Regions from separate parts of the Mus musculus genome. Here region 2 is linked to region 1. Evidence: chromatin loops called from intact Hi-C (ENCODE). Cell type or tissue: left cerebral cortex. All regions are shown on one strand. Links, peaks and the distances in the headings refer to the core of each region. The heading gives the core; the rest is flanking DNA. Region 1 has its middle 83 kb from the start of Gm41418. Region 2 holds the start of Gm41418 (a long non-coding RNA gene).

The links. Hi-C counts contacts between places; a loop is a spot of excess contacts. Peaks named below come from ENCODE experiments on the same cell type or tissue, not always from the same donor. Only the 100,000 strongest peaks of a DNase experiment are listed, where the experiment ranks them.
Region 2: it touches region 1 in a loop (2.1-fold over the local background); 2 of 42 quality-filtered maps call a loop at or near these places.

Annotation. Positions count from the first base shown.
Region 1 is chr16:9,358,663-9,366,998 of GRCm38, reverse strand. No RefSeq gene overlaps it. Among named protein-coding and RNA genes, the nearest start is that of Gm41418, 83 kb to the right of the region's middle. In left cerebral cortex, for the core only: a CTCF peak has its summit at 4,701; DNase peaks (open chromatin) are centred at 3,966, 4,709, 5,386 and 5,971; H3K27ac peaks cover 2,119 bases.
Region 2 is chr16:9,279,665-9,288,000 of GRCm38, reverse strand. Gm41418 (a long non-coding RNA gene) reads right to left here and starts at 8,029. Exons shown (of 3, transcript XR_875898.1): 1 at 6,765-8,029. In left cerebral cortex, for the core only: no CTCF peak of the experiment used is centred there; DNase peaks (open chromatin) are centred at 2,742, 3,107, 6,464 and 6,884; H3K27ac peaks cover 1,841 bases.

The DNA.
Region 1 (8,336 bases), core at 141-8,140:
GGCATATTTTAGTTCTCGATGCCAGACACCCATCTTTAAGAATAAATAAAAACTCCTAACACATATGAAAAGGCTAAACACAGCAAAGGAAACAGGACAAAATTGCAGGGTTCAAAGGTAAAGAAATACTGTAAACAACAACCAAACTGGGCTTTACTCTTCATGAAATAAAAAGAGATGCCACAGCAGGAGTGTGGCTGTGTCCTGTTGACTTTAAATGGGTTACTGTGACTTTTCGGGGAGATGTTTCTACTGCGGGGATCTGAGGCAGAAGCAGAGAGATGCATCAGAGAAACTGCACTGAGTGACAACAAGCAGTGGAGATTAGCCATAGCCTCAGAGGATGAGACAGTGAGATTCACAACTGAGCTCCCTAGAGCCTTTCCCATCTCATGCCCCCATCTCTGGAGAGGCTGGCCTCAGGCAGATGGGATTTCCATGGGGAAGGCTGTCCTGCCCCTTCATTTGCCCAGCTGTCTTCATCTCAGGGTCTCCATTTGCTTCCTCATCAAGGAAGTCGAAAGCAGTAATTATTTCAATCTGCACAAACTTAAAAACCCAAAGGACACTCTGCGGTGGGGTTGTCGGCCCTCGGCAACACCAGCAGGACATTTTTAGCTGGGTGGCATCCTCCAGTGGAGTTGTCTCCTAAACTGCTAAGCAGACATACATCCATCTATAAAGACGGTTAAAGCTCCATGATGCTCTTTGTAAGAAAGTCCAAAACAGGACAAGAGACAGATACCAACCTATTATACCCAATGATCACACGCTGGTGCATCTTGTTCTATCCTGTGCCCTCAGAAATGACATACTTGCCTGTAACATAAGTAAGTCATGCTCACCTTCATGACTAAACCATGATTCTCAGACATTGATGTCCCCACCCGAAGCTACGTTGTTGGATTGTGCTGAGTAGATTTGCCCTTAGTCTGGGCTGGGAATGGCATCCATACCACTAGACGAGCTGTTCATGGAACAAATGCAAACATACGACTAGGGTCTTGAAGCAATATTGTTTGAAGGTCTTTATAGGCTTTCATTCAAAGCAGCCCCTGGCAGCTCTAAGGGTCACAGGTGTCCATATGTTATCAATGCGTAAAGGAAGATCTATTTCTGATCACAGAAGACATACAGTCATCACGGCAGGGCAAGCGTGGTGCAGGAGCATGAGGTGGCCGACTACAACTGTAGTCAGGGTACAGAGTACGTACAGGAAGCCAAGGTGGTCTGCGAACCCTGGAGGCCCCTACCCAGGGAGCCACTCCTTCAAGCAAGGTGCCACCTCCTAAAGGGTTCACAGAGGTCCAGCCGCTGAGGACCAAGAGTTCAAACAAACATCACAATGACCAGTGTTTCCAAACTTTTAGATGTTCAAATGCGGAAGATTTTACTCTCAAGATTTTATTTTGTTTTGAGGACTCTCAAGATTTGAAAACTGGCTGGGCTGTGGTGGTGCAGGCCTTTAATTCAAGCACTTGGGAGGCAAAGGCAGGTAGATGATCTCTGTGAGTTCAAGGTCAACCGGTTTAGAGAGTGATTTTCAGGACAGCTAGGGATACACAAAGAAACCCTGTCTTGTAAAGAACAAAAAATAAACAGAAAAAACAAAACAAAACAAAACAAAAAAACAAGAAACAAAACAAAAAACAAAGAAAACAAAAAACAAAAAAAAAAACAACAAAAAAAGACAGCAAAGATTTCAAAACTTTTATTCAAATATAATTTGCACCATGAAGGTATTTTAAGTGGATTACTGAATCATTCTAGTAGATTCATTGCTTCATATGACCATCAATATCCTTTCATCACCCATCAAGAAGTTCTGCCTGGCTCAGGGCCTTAGCCTTAAGGAATCTCTGATCTGTTCACTTAGCATGGCCTCTTCCCAGTACTGCAGAGAAATGGGCACATGTAGTTAGTATGTGGCCAATGGCAGGCAGCTTTGATCACATGGCATGATGATGTCAGGGCTCAGCTTCACTCCTCACCTTGTGTTCTTGGGCTCATAGTTGTCACATACCCAAGTGCCACTTCCTGCATTCAGCACTTACTATTATCTTAATATTACTCACTTAATAAAAGACAAAACAAAAAACAAAAAAACGGCTTTAATGAGTTGGCAGGACACTGAAATCAGCATTAGTGTCACCCAGAAAAGGAAAAAAAAAAAAAAAGTTCTCTTTCTAGCAGTACAAGATAGCTGCAAAATAAAAATAGAAATAAAAATTACTAGTGTGAACTGTAGCTCTAAACAAATGTAAATAAATAAATAGTTGTTGTTTCATCATATTGAGTTCTGGTGTGTGTGTGTGTGCGTGTGTGTGTGTGGGGGGGGGGGAGATACTGAGCCTGAAAGTCTGGACTTAACTAAGGCTTGCTTTGCTGGTGTAGAGATTTATGGAGAGGGGTGTTAACGACCCATTAGCACCTTACTCAGCCCACCCCCCACCCCCACCCCCACCCCCACCTCCACCCCTCACCCCTGCTCCAGAAGTGTGGGAAAACCCACTGAGACACAGTTAGGAATTGAAAGTCTTTCTCCTGCTGTGCCCTTTGTTTTCCATGCTCATTCCTGTTCTGCTTGAACCAAGTAAGCAGATGTCATCATCGGAGGCCACTTCCCTTAGAGTTCCTGGAGTTATTCTTTGATCCTCTTAGGTATTCAAGTGAGTGGCCTGAGTCAGAACTGTGTGTCCAGAAAACATCAGCTCTTGACTTCAAACCACAAAGAACAGGTGTTTCACAATTATGTGCCAGACACTTAATTGGCACACAGCCAAGTTACAGAAACCTCTTCACAACTTTTCACACTTGCTGATGGGTCTTCACAATGCAAGAAATGCTACCATTCACTTCAGATTTCCATTCATAGATCCACCGCAGGAGAAATTGACTGGTTTTCAAGTTTTTTCTGCTTTGCGTTTCAAATGTATACAGTCCTATTGCCCCTCTATTAAAAACCCTGTAGAAACAATTGTTGGGTGTGGCACTGAACTACAGCCTAGTCTAAGAGAAAAGAGTATGGGAGAACAAGAAATGGTAGTGGAGAAAAGGAAAAAAAGAGAATATATTTCTTTTTATATGTACAATCTAGACTAAACAATACATATGAAGATAGATGTCGACAGACAGATGAACTCAGTAAGGGTACTGATGGAGGATGGAGGTGATAAGCAGGAAGGGAAACAATGGGGGCAGTATGTGGAGCATATGAACAAAGCACATCATTCGTGTGTGTGTGTGTGTGTGTGTGTGTATTACACATTATGTATTATACACAAATGTACATATTACATATAAACATACATGCATACATACATACATATGAAAATGACATAATGAAACTCATTACTTTGCACACTACCTTAAAATATTTTTGTTTGTTTGTTTTGTTTTTCGAGACAGGGTTTTTCTGTATAGCTCTGGCTGTCCTGGAACTCACTTTGTAGACCAGGCTGGCCTCGAACTCAGAAATCTGCCTGCCTCTGCCTCCCAAGTGCTGGGATTAAAGGCGTGCACCACCATGCCTGGTCTTAAAATTAATTTTAAGATGCACTCAAAATATAGTTCAAGCAGTTCCAACAGCTCCGGGCTCGGTGTTCCTTGCGCCGCTGATGCTGTTTCCTGTGTCAGAAACAGACTTCTCAAGTTCTTCTGTGTAGAGTCCACAGTTCTCTGAGGTTTTGCCTCTTTCAGACCTACCTGGTTGCCCTATCCTGCCCTCTCTGCTTCCCAACACTCACCTATCAGCTTCCAAACACTTAACACTGGACCTGCCTGAGCATCCTTGGTATGAGAAGGGCAGAGGAAATCTTGGAAATACAAGAAATGGACCAGATGCCCCCACCCCCACTCTGGAATCCTGCTGAAGCATCTCCCAGCAGGGCAGCAAGAATGCCACCACAGTTAACAACTGCATGAGGTTCTTCTCAGACAAGAGCCCACAATTTTCAGAAATTCAGTTATAGGAAAGGGAAGTGAGCCTAGCCCTTTATACAACCCCAACAGCTTATTGTTTTATTTTATCAGATCAAAGTTCCATCCAAGGAGTCTCTGGGGCCACCTCATACAGTTCTGCTATCAAAAGAAAAAGGCAGGTGGGGGGCAGGTTTCTTAGCAACCTTTTGAGATGTAACTTGGGAGTCACCAAAAAAGGAAAGTATGGCTAAATGCTAAAATAAAGAATTGCTTGCTTTCTCTTTGAGAAGGCTACCTCTAACTTACCCTATTCTCCCTTAGGACATATACACCCCCACCTCTGCATTGCCTCACCCTCTTCAGAGCATCTCTTGTTCCTTTTTATTATCTAATTTTAATTTCTCCTCTCTCAGCCTCTGTTGATATTTGCTGGGGGGCTAAAAAGACGCCAGCTCAGCTTCCTTAAGCTAAATGTCTTAGATGGCATCCCCAAGTATGTTTCTGTAGTTCTGTCCCTTACAGAAAGGCTCCTAACCTTGAAAACCTCCCAGCAAGGTGATGTTGCAAGTGTGCTCAGCACTCACACACCTAAATTCGGCAGCTCCGACAAAGTCCCCGTCACCTCTTGTTTCTCTCTTCTCTCTAATTCATGGTTATCAAAGCAGAAATAGCAAGCGTTGCTTCCTGGGCTTTGTTCTTCCAGGCAGCAGCCTTCTCGGGGAAGTCGGAGGAAGGAAATCAAGAGCATGTCATCTGGGAAGAGAGTCCACTCAGCAAACGCAGGGAGCGCTCTAAGCCTGGATGCTCTGTCCTGTGTGCTTCCCACGCTCCAGCCAACCCAGGTACACAGGCCTGCAGTCACTGCGGCTGTTGTTGTTCTGTTCTTGTGTCAGACATAATTTCCTTCAGGATACAATCAAGCTATAAAATTCACTCAGAACAGTCACACGTGCTCTGTCCAGCTACAGTCCCGTACTTTGCTCTCCTTTCCTGTCCACATGTAAAAATAATCCTCTCCAATTGTGTTCCCATTCTCACCAGCTGTCTTCCCCACCACCTCATGAAGGTGTCTTTGTCAAGGTCAGCCATAACATCCTGTGGGCTAAAGCAGATGATCTCTGTTTAACCTGCCATGGGTCAGCTGGAGCACTGGCTCTACTCTGTCTCTCCCTCTTGAAATACCACCCTCATGTACCCTCCTGCAGCTTCTCAGCTGCTTCTTGTCTTCCTGTCTCTGTGCCCTAGATGGTCTCTAACTCATTCTCTTCTCTAGATCCAGTTTCTCCAGTGATTTCCAGCCTCTGGGCCTTTAATTCCATCACTATGGCCATAATTCCTACTCTTCTCTCTAGCATCCTCTTTTCCTATTTAATTGCCTCTCAGCATCTTCCCTCTGACTGCAAAGGTACAGAGTTAAACACTTAACTGCACTCAGCTCAGGACCTGCATTGGCCAACTGTCCTGCTATCTTAGTCACTAGCAACTTCGCCAAGCTGATTAGACAAAAACTACTGGCCTCATTTTTGGCCTGCCTTTTTCTCTCACATCATGAGCCATCAACAAATCCTTCCCCATTTCCCTCAAAATGGAGTCCAGGCTGTCCTTCTTCCTGAGCCTCAGCTTTACCATGAAGTGAGCAACATATATGTAGTTTGAAGGAACGCCATCAAATGGTTAAGCATGACAGTAAACTCAGGCAAGGTGCATGGAACACTGTAAACAGAAAGTGTTGTTTTACTCTTCAGGAGGAGAGAGAACGAACCTACCTTGGAGGTGGCGCTCCAGTTAAATCACTTGCTAGCCCTTTGAGAGCCTAAAAGATCTTTCACCTGATTGGATTTGTTGGTTCATTTATTTAATAAGCTTAAGAAATAATCTGATGTGCCTCCTGACTGTAGGCACTGAGATTACCATTTTTAACAGTTGGGACCATGTTTCTGGGGACAGCTAGATCTCACTAGCAGAACAGTCTCTGGCTATTACATGAGCAAAGTAGGCCAGATCCCGGCTGCCACCCACACTCAGCCAAGCACCACCCAGCGTCTGGAACAGGGTTATGATGAGTGATTGAGGGGACAGAAATACCTTCTGGAAAAAGGAGGTTGGCATTTGTGGGGCAGGACATCAAGGCTTTGTTGAGGAGAGCACCAGCTGTCTTATCCTGCCTCTGGGCCTTCTGCTGCCAGTAGCTATGGGCCTGCTTGCAAGAGTCACTATTCAGTGGCCAATTACATGGCTCTATGGTGGAGGTGGGGCTTCAGTGTAGAAGGAAACACCTAGGGGTCCTGAGGACGAGCATTGAATAGGAAATATGAACTTGAACAGTGAGTCCAGACTCAGCCTCAGGCTTTGTATGACAGTCCCTCATGAGATATCAAGTAACTTAGACTCCAAGTTCCATCTTTGGTGTCTGAACAATTTCTTTCTCCTAAGAAATTGTTTCCCTTCATTCAAACAAGTTGTAACTTCACAGAACATGGGTTCTATGTGAAAGCACGTGGGTATTCGGGACAGTGTGTATGGTGCCTTTGGCTTCTTGACTCCCTTCATATAGAATAGGGTCACGTGGTATCCTCTGACATCAGAAGTTGCTGTGAAGATGTAGAAAGGGATTCTGTGAGCAGACTGTAAGGTTGTTCCCTCATTCCTATTGTGCCTCATGCTCAAAGCTGAGAACACATCAAGCAGTCTCAGCCAATCTCTGCCACGGTCATTTCTGTGAAGTCTGCCCATGGTAGCATCAAGTCCTATGGTAAGCGGTGGGTGTCTCCTTTGATCTTTGTGTTATTGCTGCTCAATAAACAGGTGAGAAGTAAAGCAGCTTGAAAGTTTCCTCTTGCTCCTCCTTTAAGGATTCAGTTCCAGATTCCATGAGGAATCACCCAACATGCTGCCATCAAGAGCTCCAGCCTTGAAAGAGGCTGATTCATAACACAGGGTTAACTGGCCGTGGGCACCATAATTTGTATCTGCCCTTGCTGGACTGATGGCCTTCAGACATTTCTCTCCTTCTCTCTATTCCCTCATTTGTATGGAGCTCATCTCAGACCTAGCTGTCTGCATGTTTCTTCTAACCTAAAGGGATTGAGAAGTTGGCTTCATCCTTTGAGCCATTGGGGTTCTCTCAGCTGGGGCTGTGAGCAGAGGAGGGGAAAGAAACAATCTCATCATCTCTCCGGACATCATACACATCTCATTACACCATAGCAATCTCCAGATCAAGGTTTCTGGAGAACCCAGACTGTGCACACACAGTGCAATAGATTCAAGTTTCCACTCTTTGTTTGTACTGCCTTGAGTAGGGTTCAGTTGCTAGCTATGAAATGAACGCTGCCTAAATTCTAGTTGGGAAAGCATAACAGAAGGCACTACAGTAAGGGAAATATGGGTGAGTGGTTTTATCTGAGAGCAGAAACAGGCTTTGGGAACAGTGCCCTTTGAAGCCAATAAAATTTCAGGCATGCAAGCTCACCCTGGCCTTCCTTCATGCAGCCTTGACTCTATTATTCACTTTATGCCCTCATTTCTGGTTTGGCATCCACACAGTTCTGAAGAAGAAAGACTTGCAGAGTTGACATCTTTGGGCTGGGAAGATGACTGTGCAAGCTGTGCCTTTAAGCCCAGTAATTTAAAGGCAGAGACAGGCATATCCCAGTATTTCACTGGCCAACCAGCCTAACCAAAACTTTGAGCTTCCAGTTTAGTGAAAGACCCTGTCTCAGGACAATCAGCCAAGGGTTTGTAATTTAAATGTGTCCATTTTAAATATGATGTCGGCATGAGCCTCTGCATGTTTGCATGAGCGGGTATTACAGGCTGATGTGTATGCACCACACACATACACACACACACACACACACACACACACACACACACACACACACGGTCATACTCAGACACAGACTCAGACACACACACAGGCACTCACATACAGATACACACACACTTGCATACATACACTCATACACAGACTCAGACACGCACACACATGCATACACACAAGCACACAGGCAATAATAGCAATTAGGACAGCTGTATCATTGAGGAATAAAGTTTCTGAGTATTGACTACTCTGTCTATTTAAAAGTATCCAAATCGCATTTAAATTGGTGACCTTTCTACACAGTTTCCCACATACCTTGGATGACACCCTGAGGAGAAATTCTTGTAATAACTTTCAACCAACAAGTATTTATCTAATAAGCTCTTACTTTACTGCTTCAGGAGGCGTTGAGCCTATAAGATTTGATCTCTGCCCTGGAGATGTTGGCAAGGAAGCCAGGAAGAAGGGAGGAGTCGTAAGAGACAATTAGAGAGTAATAGAAGACAAGAGGTAATTAAATGCTAAGTACTGGAAGTAACTGGGTAAAGTTGCAAAGAGACCATTCCATCTCTGTGCAAGGCAGAACTTTCTG
Region 2 (8,336 bases), core at 93-8,092, 79 kb after region 1:
TCTTTATTCACGCTTTTTCTGTTGCCTTACGGTGGTTGTAATACCAGTTGCATTAAGTATCCTTTCTGCCTGGAGTATTTTGCGAACCTAATAAGACTTTGGCTGCTTTTAGGTCTGTGAAAAAAGTTTTGTTGCACTGTTTCGTTGTGCTGTATTGTTTTGTGCTCTATTGTGTTGTAATATCTCTTGTGGTTTGAGCTTGTCCCCCACAGCCTCACCTGTGTGAACAGTTGATCCCCCAGCTGATGGAGCTGGGAGGGTGTAGAGCTTTTGAGAGATGGGAATTGGCTGGAAGAAGTGGGTCCCTGGGGACGAGACTTCTGTTCAATCAGCCTCTCAAGCAGAGGTGTGAACAAGGCTCTGCACCTCCTGCCACCGTGGCGCTGCCCTTCTCCCAGCATTCCCACAGTAAGCGACTGTACCTTCTCAAACTGAGAGCCACAATAAACCCTTGCTGCCTTAAGGCGCAACCTGTCAAGCATTTGGCCATAGCAGGAAAAGTAATTCATGGACAATGGTGGCTTGACTGAGAAATGTCCCCTACAGGTGCAGGAATTTGAACACTTGGTTCCTGGTGGCACGGTGGCATGCTGTGTGAGGTTATGGAGGTGGGACTTTGCTGGAGGAAGTGCATAACTGGGGGTAGGATTCAAGGGTTTAGCTTCACCCACTCCCTGTTCTCTCTGCTTCCTTCTCCTGTCTTAATGCCTTTCTCACCATTATTAACTCCATCCCTCTAGAATCATAAGCTAAAATAAACACTCTCTTCCTTAAGTTGCTCTTTGTCATGGTATTTTATTACAGCAACAGAACATTAACTAATTTATATATATATCTATCATCTTCAAATGCTGGATGTCTTCCTGGCCCCAGAAAAACAGCATGCACTAGACGAGGTGTTGTACTCCATGGGTGATGTAGGAAAGACGTAATTGCTGGGAATAGCCCATGCTGTGCTTGTTTGGAGAGTAGCTCTGAAGTCTAAGGAAGTCTAACTTGAAATCATCCCTTAGCATACCCCAGCTGTCTCCAGAATCCCAGGATGGAACCTTGGTGGTTCTATGAACCAATTCATCCAAGTGCTTTCACATTCTAGGGACCCATTGTGAAGACTTGTCAGCAAGAAGAAAGAAGCTAGTATTAAACACTGGGGGCTGAAAGAAGTCTTCACCCACAAACTATAGTAGCTTATCAAATTAGACCCACCTTTTGTGGTTTATAACCATTAATTCCTGAAAAATCCTTTCAGAGGACTTTAGCAGAAGATATGCCATAGCTCTATATGCTGGAGTACAGAAAATTTGGGGGCAGCATATTTGGGTTCAAGAAGTGTCCAAAATCATAATTTCTAGTAGGTATGTCCAACACGTTGCCATGTGTAGTCAGAAGTGGCTATGGATACATCCTAGCACAAACTCATAAATATATTTAAGTTATGAGATTTTGGGTGATTTTTTTGCAACTCAATTGTTAAGTTCTTGAGAATGAACATTGTAGATAAGCACATCATATTACAATGCCCAAATGGACTCCCCTGCAGGCTTACATAAAACTATGAGTGGCCTTAGGGAAAATGATGAATAAAATGTGGGGAAATCAAAGAGTTGCTATCTACAAAGTTCACGTGGGAAAGTCAAGCTCATGAATCTCTTGGCCATCACCAAACTAATCCAGAAAAATATGTCCTCTTCCTCTGTATAGATGGGGTGATCCAGAGGGAAGAAACAACAAGATAAAAAGATACCTAATACAATATTGATTATGGTAGCAGACCCACACATTGAGGCTAAGAAACCCATATTCTTCTATTATCATGCTGTACAACAGGAAAAGACCATGATAAAATTCAGTCCAAGTCCAAAAGTTAAAAATCAGGAAGGCCGCCAAGGTCAGTCCATTGTGCAGGATGCCAAGGACCCAGAAAACAGTGATCTACAGATGGGCAGGGCAGAGCAATGTGGAAAACAGCTAACAGATCCAATGTGTTTCTTATGGACTAGACACTATGGATTCACTCAGTTCTCACTATACATCTTTTTGTTTGTTTAATTATTGCTTTATTTTATAGAATTATAGAAAATAAAGCTAAGTTTTAGGTATCCCATACAATTTTTAAGCTTATAAAATAAGGAAATAGTTAAGTGAACTGCAGGAGCCATGCAGATCAGCAGTAAAACAGTTGCCCAGTGTTCACAGAGTCCCTAGGTATCATCTCTACACAGGGCATCATGGGAAGAGTGAACAAAATGAAGGAAGGAAAAGGAGAAGGGGGAGAACCAGCTATTAGAGTTATTTCGTAAATCAGATGTTAATACCACTGACATTCTAAAACCCAAGTACCATCATTAAAGTATTTATATCAAATAATTTCTTAGGTCCTACAAAATTAAGGTTGGATTTCCTATTTATTTATTTATTTATTTAGAGAAATGATGTACCAATACACTCTCACAACAGACTATACATTTGCCAAACTATAAGTCATGTTTAAAAATACAAACTTTGAATTGGACCTGGCTAGCTTGTGGTCTTTTGAACAGGTGTAAGGTAGACTGTAGCAAGTGACTGGGGTACAGGAAAAATGCTTTCTTCTAGAGGAAAAGCCTGCCAAGCCCAGCTGTAGGGATTCCATTGCAGAACTCAAAATGAATAAATCATAAACTCCTTCTATTTGGGTCCCTGGAGCAGCCCATTTTTAAATTTGATTTCATTTGCTTAGAACTGGCTCATTCCCTAGGGTCTCTTAGATGTCCTTGCATCCTTCCAACAAATTGTTTCTTGCTCAGGCTGACTCAAGTTGTCCTTTGTTATTGAAGAGCAGCATCAGAAAACATCTTAATAATGAATGCAGAGCGACTCCTTCTGTGAAGCCTTTTTGTTGCTAGGCTGGGAAAACTTTCCTAAGTGTAGCAGGAGCTGTGTGTTGTCAATTAAATGAAGCTTCAGTAGGCATGTATGCACTTCTGATAATTCAGACACCTGAACTCTCAGAATAGTGGAAGTTACCAATGTACCAAAGGCTAGCTTTGGGGTTCATATGCACTTGTACAAGTGCATATACCATGAACTACTGGGCAGAGATGCTGAGAGACCTCTGCAACTCCACATGACACAAACAAGTTAGCAAAACTGGAATGCCAACAGCAGATGTATCAGCGATGGAGACAGATGGCCTTTTAAATCATAACAAAGTAGAGAGTAAGCTACAAGTCAACTTCACACCTAGAGAAAAAGTAACACGTGTGTGTCTTTTCTGAATGCAGTCAGGGAGATATGACTCAGCTCTTTGCTGTCTCTGTGACCTTGAAGGTGTTGTCTTGACCTTGGAGATGGCTTCAGGCTATCCTTGTAGAAAAGAAGATAAACAATGCAAGGCGCCTCTGAGAAAGGGAGAACCTGAGAAGTCTTTAGCATCATGCCGGGCCAAAATTACCATTTGAAAGGTGGCAGAAAAACAAATATCACACACTTTCATCTCCTCTGTGGATGCTTGACTTTATGTAGGTGCATAATATCCTATATGCATAAATGCAATAGGAGAGAATAAGTACAATGTATCCTTATAAGAATGCCCTTATGTCACCGGAGTGGGAGTAAAATGGCTCTCTGACATACCTTTATAGAGTTTTAACAATTAAAATGGACTCAAAGACACTAGAAAGATGGAGAGTAGGAGGGTCTCACCCACCTTATCCCCCTGCTCTGCAGAGCCTTTGTTAGACAGCTCTGGGGTATTGTACAGAGATGGAGAGAAGAAAGGCTATTGCTGAACTCAATGACCTATGCTTCCCTCAGAGGCTGCCCTAATCTTTAAAACCTCACTGTGGCTCACTCTCTTCTCTTGCTCTCTTCTCTTCCCTCTCTGAGCCTTCTCTCCCCATTCTGCTCCCCATCTCTCTCCATGTACTCATGGTTAGCCTCTACTCCTTTCTCTCTCTCTCTCTCTCTTCTCTTCTCTTCTCTCTCTCACTCTCTCTCTCTCTCTCTCTCCCTCTCAACTCCCTTCCCCATGCCCTAAATAAACTTTATTTGATACTAAAAAACAAACAAACAAACAAACAAACAAACAAAAACCTTCATTTAAAAAAAAAAGAATGCCCTTATGAAATCCAGGACTAAATATAATGAATATATGCTGATAAAAATGTAAATGTGTGGCAGGGTGTTTGTGTGTGCGTGTGTGTGAGTATGTGTGTCTTTTTTTTTTCCATTTTTTATTAGGTATTTAGCTCATTTACATTTCCAATGCTATACCAAAAGTCCCCCATATCCACCCACCCCGACTCCCCTGCCCACCCACTCCCCCTTTTTGGCCCTGGTGTTCCCCTGTACTGGGGCATATAAAGTTTGCAAGTCCAATGGGCCTCTCTTTCCAGTGATGGCCGACTAGGCCATCTTTTGATATATATGCAGCTAGAGTCAAGAGCTCCGGGGTACTGGTTAGTTCATAATGTTGTTCCACCTATAGGGTTGCAGATCCCTTTAGCTCCTTGGCTACTTTCTCTAGCTCCTCCATTGGGAGCCCTATGATCCATCCATTAGCTGACTGTGAGCATCCACTTCTGTGTTTGCTAGGCCCCTGCATAGTCTCACAAGAGACAGCTACATCTGGGTCCTTTCAATAAAATCTTGCTAGTGTATGCAATGGTGTCAGCGTTTGGATGCTGATTATGGGGTGGATCCCTGGATATGGCAGTCTCTACATGGTCCATCCTTTCATCTCAGCTCCAAACTTTGTCTCTGTAACTCCTTCCATGGGTGTTTTGTTCCCAAATCTAAGGAGGGGCATAGTGTCCACACTTCAGTCTTCATTCTTCTTGAGTTTCATGTGTTTAGCAAATTATATCTTATATCTTGGGTATCCTAGGTTTGGGGCTAATATCCACTTATCAGTGAGTACATATTGTGTGAGTTTCTTTGTGAATGTGTTACCTCTCTCGGGATGATGCCCTCCAGGTCCATCCATTTGGCTAGGAATTTCATAAATTCATTCTTTTTAATAGCTGAGTAGTAGAGTATGTGTGTCTTTATGTGTGTTTGTGTGTGTGCGCGCGCATGCTTGTGTGTGTGTTGGGGGAGGGGAGGAGTGTTGAAGAGGTGTAAGTTAGTACTGTCCTCAGCCATGAAGACAGTTACCACAGCTCAGATGTCACCTCCTGCAGGAAGCCCTTCCTGACAGCTTCACCCGCAAGCAACATTCCTTACCTTCAGGACAGTCTTTCTGTGACTTTCATCATTGCCTGTGTGTGCTCAGCAGTGAGGACTGAGATAAAATGACACCTGAGGGAAGAGTTGTCATTTGCCTGTGATTATGCAGTTAACAAGTGGCAGAATTGTGAAGGTCAAAGTCAAGAGCGAGCGCCTGACTCTGGAGTCCAACCTTTTAATGTCACCTTTCTTCCTCAGGTGCTACCATTCATGATGTCACCAATATTCTTGTTGTTGCCAAACCCCTATTAATGTAATCTATGAAAGAGTCTTTTAATTGATTCTGGCTCCAAACAATGAAATTGAATGTAGGGACCCATACCATGCTTTTATGGCTAGCATCAAGGGCTTGATACAGCCAGACTGAAGTAGAAACTGCTGGGCGAAGCTGAGGCAGAACCAGCATTGCTTGCTTGAGCCCGGTGAAGACTAGCCTTGTCATTTGTCTCATCTACTTTAACTCAATCCTTTACTGAAACTGTGAGTATGTGACCTACTCCCACGACGGACAGCCATGCTGCCCAGTGTCTCTGTAACCCCAGTACTTGGAGACTGAAGATGCAGCTTCTGTGGCAGGGTCTGTATATACTAGGTGTGATCCCATTTCTAAACTTCACTGGGAGCCTAAGAAGAAGGGCTCTTGATGCAAGCTGATCAATTCTACCTCCTTCTCATCTCCTACCAGTCAAGTAAACTCAGGGCAATTCCCCTCTCTACACCCCATTTCTCTTGTCCACTAACAAGGATGGTGCTCCCAATTACATGGACCAACTCTCAGGCCAAGTGAGTGGTCATATGTAAAAGCCTTTCTGGGCTCCCTGGCACACATCACTCTCCATTGGATTGTCCAGTTATAAGTCACCAGAAAAGCCTCCCCAAACACGTACAACTCCAGTGTCTTATGTGGAGGGAAAAGGATTCCGACGGCCTTAACTGTCTTTTCCACCTCCCCTTCCTTTGCCTATCTCACACTAAAATGGAAAGCTGCCCTCCCCACCCCGGGGGGGGGGGGGAAGCATGTGCTATGGAAAAACACATATTTTAGTGGCACATGGAGGGAAGACACAGGTATGTGTCTCCAAGAACTGTGACTCCCACTCAAGTAATGCAACCTCTTTTAATATTCCCACATTGAGAACAAGAACAGGAAGTAAGGGGAGAAATGGCTGACACTCCAAGTAACACAGCCACTGTTGCTATCTCCCCAGATATTTTAGTCTTCTGTGAGACACTGTTTTCTTCGCAGCAGTGTTCTCTGTGTTTCTTTGCCTCTGTTTTTTTCCATGTGTGTATGTGTGTGTGTGTGTATCTGTTCTCCCCCTTTCCACACAGTTCTTTCCATCTCTCTGTATGTTTCTTAGACTCATTTCTTATATGTTGTGTCATCCCCTGCCCTCCCCTTCATCCTCCCTCTGCTTTGTTTTCTTTCTTTCTTTCTTTTTTTTTTTTTCCGTGTCTCTCTGGACAGAGCTACACTGTAGCTCCTTCCCTAAATTTGTTTAGCTACACAAAGCTGTTGATGTCAAGCAACCCACAAAAATAAATTTAAAACTAACCTCAGTGGAGCAGAGAGCATAGATTTGTTTGGGGATCTCCTGCCAGGTTGCTTAGGAGATGGCTCAGGGGCTCCATGACGACAGGGACAGTGCTTTGCTGCTGTCTCATTCCATGGTAACCACCTGCTGGTGCGTCACTATGAGGCAAACGGTGCTGCTCAGTTGCTTAGTGAACAGGAGGTCAGCAGCTGCCAGTGTGGAGGAGGGGCTCCGAGAGAGCAGAGTATCCCAAGGCAGTTCCTCTGAATGCCCAATTTTAACTCAAAACACAAATTTAGTCGCTGATGGAAATCTATAAAGAATTAATTAGAGAGCTTCACAAACAGTCAAAATGAATAAATTCATCACTATTGTGAAGACTCCCTATCAGATGTGAAGGATGGCTGTCAGAGTCAGAAATGAAGGAAAACATCCAATAAACCAGCCTGCTGCCTATTCCCTTTCTCTCATTTGAGGAAAGAAAACGGCTTGGGATTTGAAGGATTTGGAAACTAAAGATATTCCCAGACCAAAAGGCCCAAGAGCATGAGAGCAGCCACAGCTCTGGATTCACTGCCGGGCCAGCCCACAGCCTCCTACCTGGTACAGAGTAGAAGCTAAAAATGTTGGTAGAAGTTCAAGGTTCAAGAGGAGGAAGTTGGCAGGGATGAGACAGAGGGCCCACACCTCAGCACTGAATCTGGTTACCTTCTACCGCCCTCCTCTCCTCCTGTACAACAGAAAGTCACTATTGAACAGCATGCAATCTGGATTCCCTCCGTTTCCTGGAAGATAGGGGACATATGGCAATGTTATGGTTGTGTTATAGGGTTAAACAGACAGACAGGTTTGGCACAAAGGGAAGGTGCATGGGAGGGTCTACAGCAGCAGGGAGGTAGAAAGGTTGGGAACACAGGGAAGATGCAGGTCTCCCTCCAGCTGGCTCCTCCCTAAAGAGCATCCCTAAGATGCCATTGTTTCCCCTAGTGAGTTTCTCAACTTTATAAGCAGCTACAGCTTTCTGTCCATTCTGATCCATAATGCCTCTGATCGTACCCTTCTAAACTGTGGGGAAATCACCACCTAAGAAAGCCACTGCTGTTCCAGGAAGAAGACAACACGGGCTGCCTCAGGGGTGGGCAAGTGGGGAAGAAACGGTAAACTAGGACCTGTAAGTCCAGACACGACAAGAAACAGTTCATCCGTGCCACTAGCTCCATACACTCTGACTTCCTTTTCTTCTCTCCTCTACTTCTTATAGGACAGGAAGAGACTCGTGGCACCAAATGTCTATTCTGAGCTCTGCAGGGCACCCAGAGCCAGTCAGAGTCTAGAATTCCATTGTAATTAGGGGCGTGGCTTTGGAACATTCAGCTCTACCCTAATTCAATTAGCCTCAGCCCATTCATGTGCAGAATGAAGCCAAGAATTGTATCTACATCATAGAGTCTTATAGGGGCTAATTGAGAAATTTATCTGGAAATAGATATTCGCTGTTGTCATTACTACTATAAGAAGTGAAGGAGCCTGCCCTTCATGTTTGGGCCATCATAACAAAATACCAGAGACTGGGTGGCTTAATCAACAGGGATT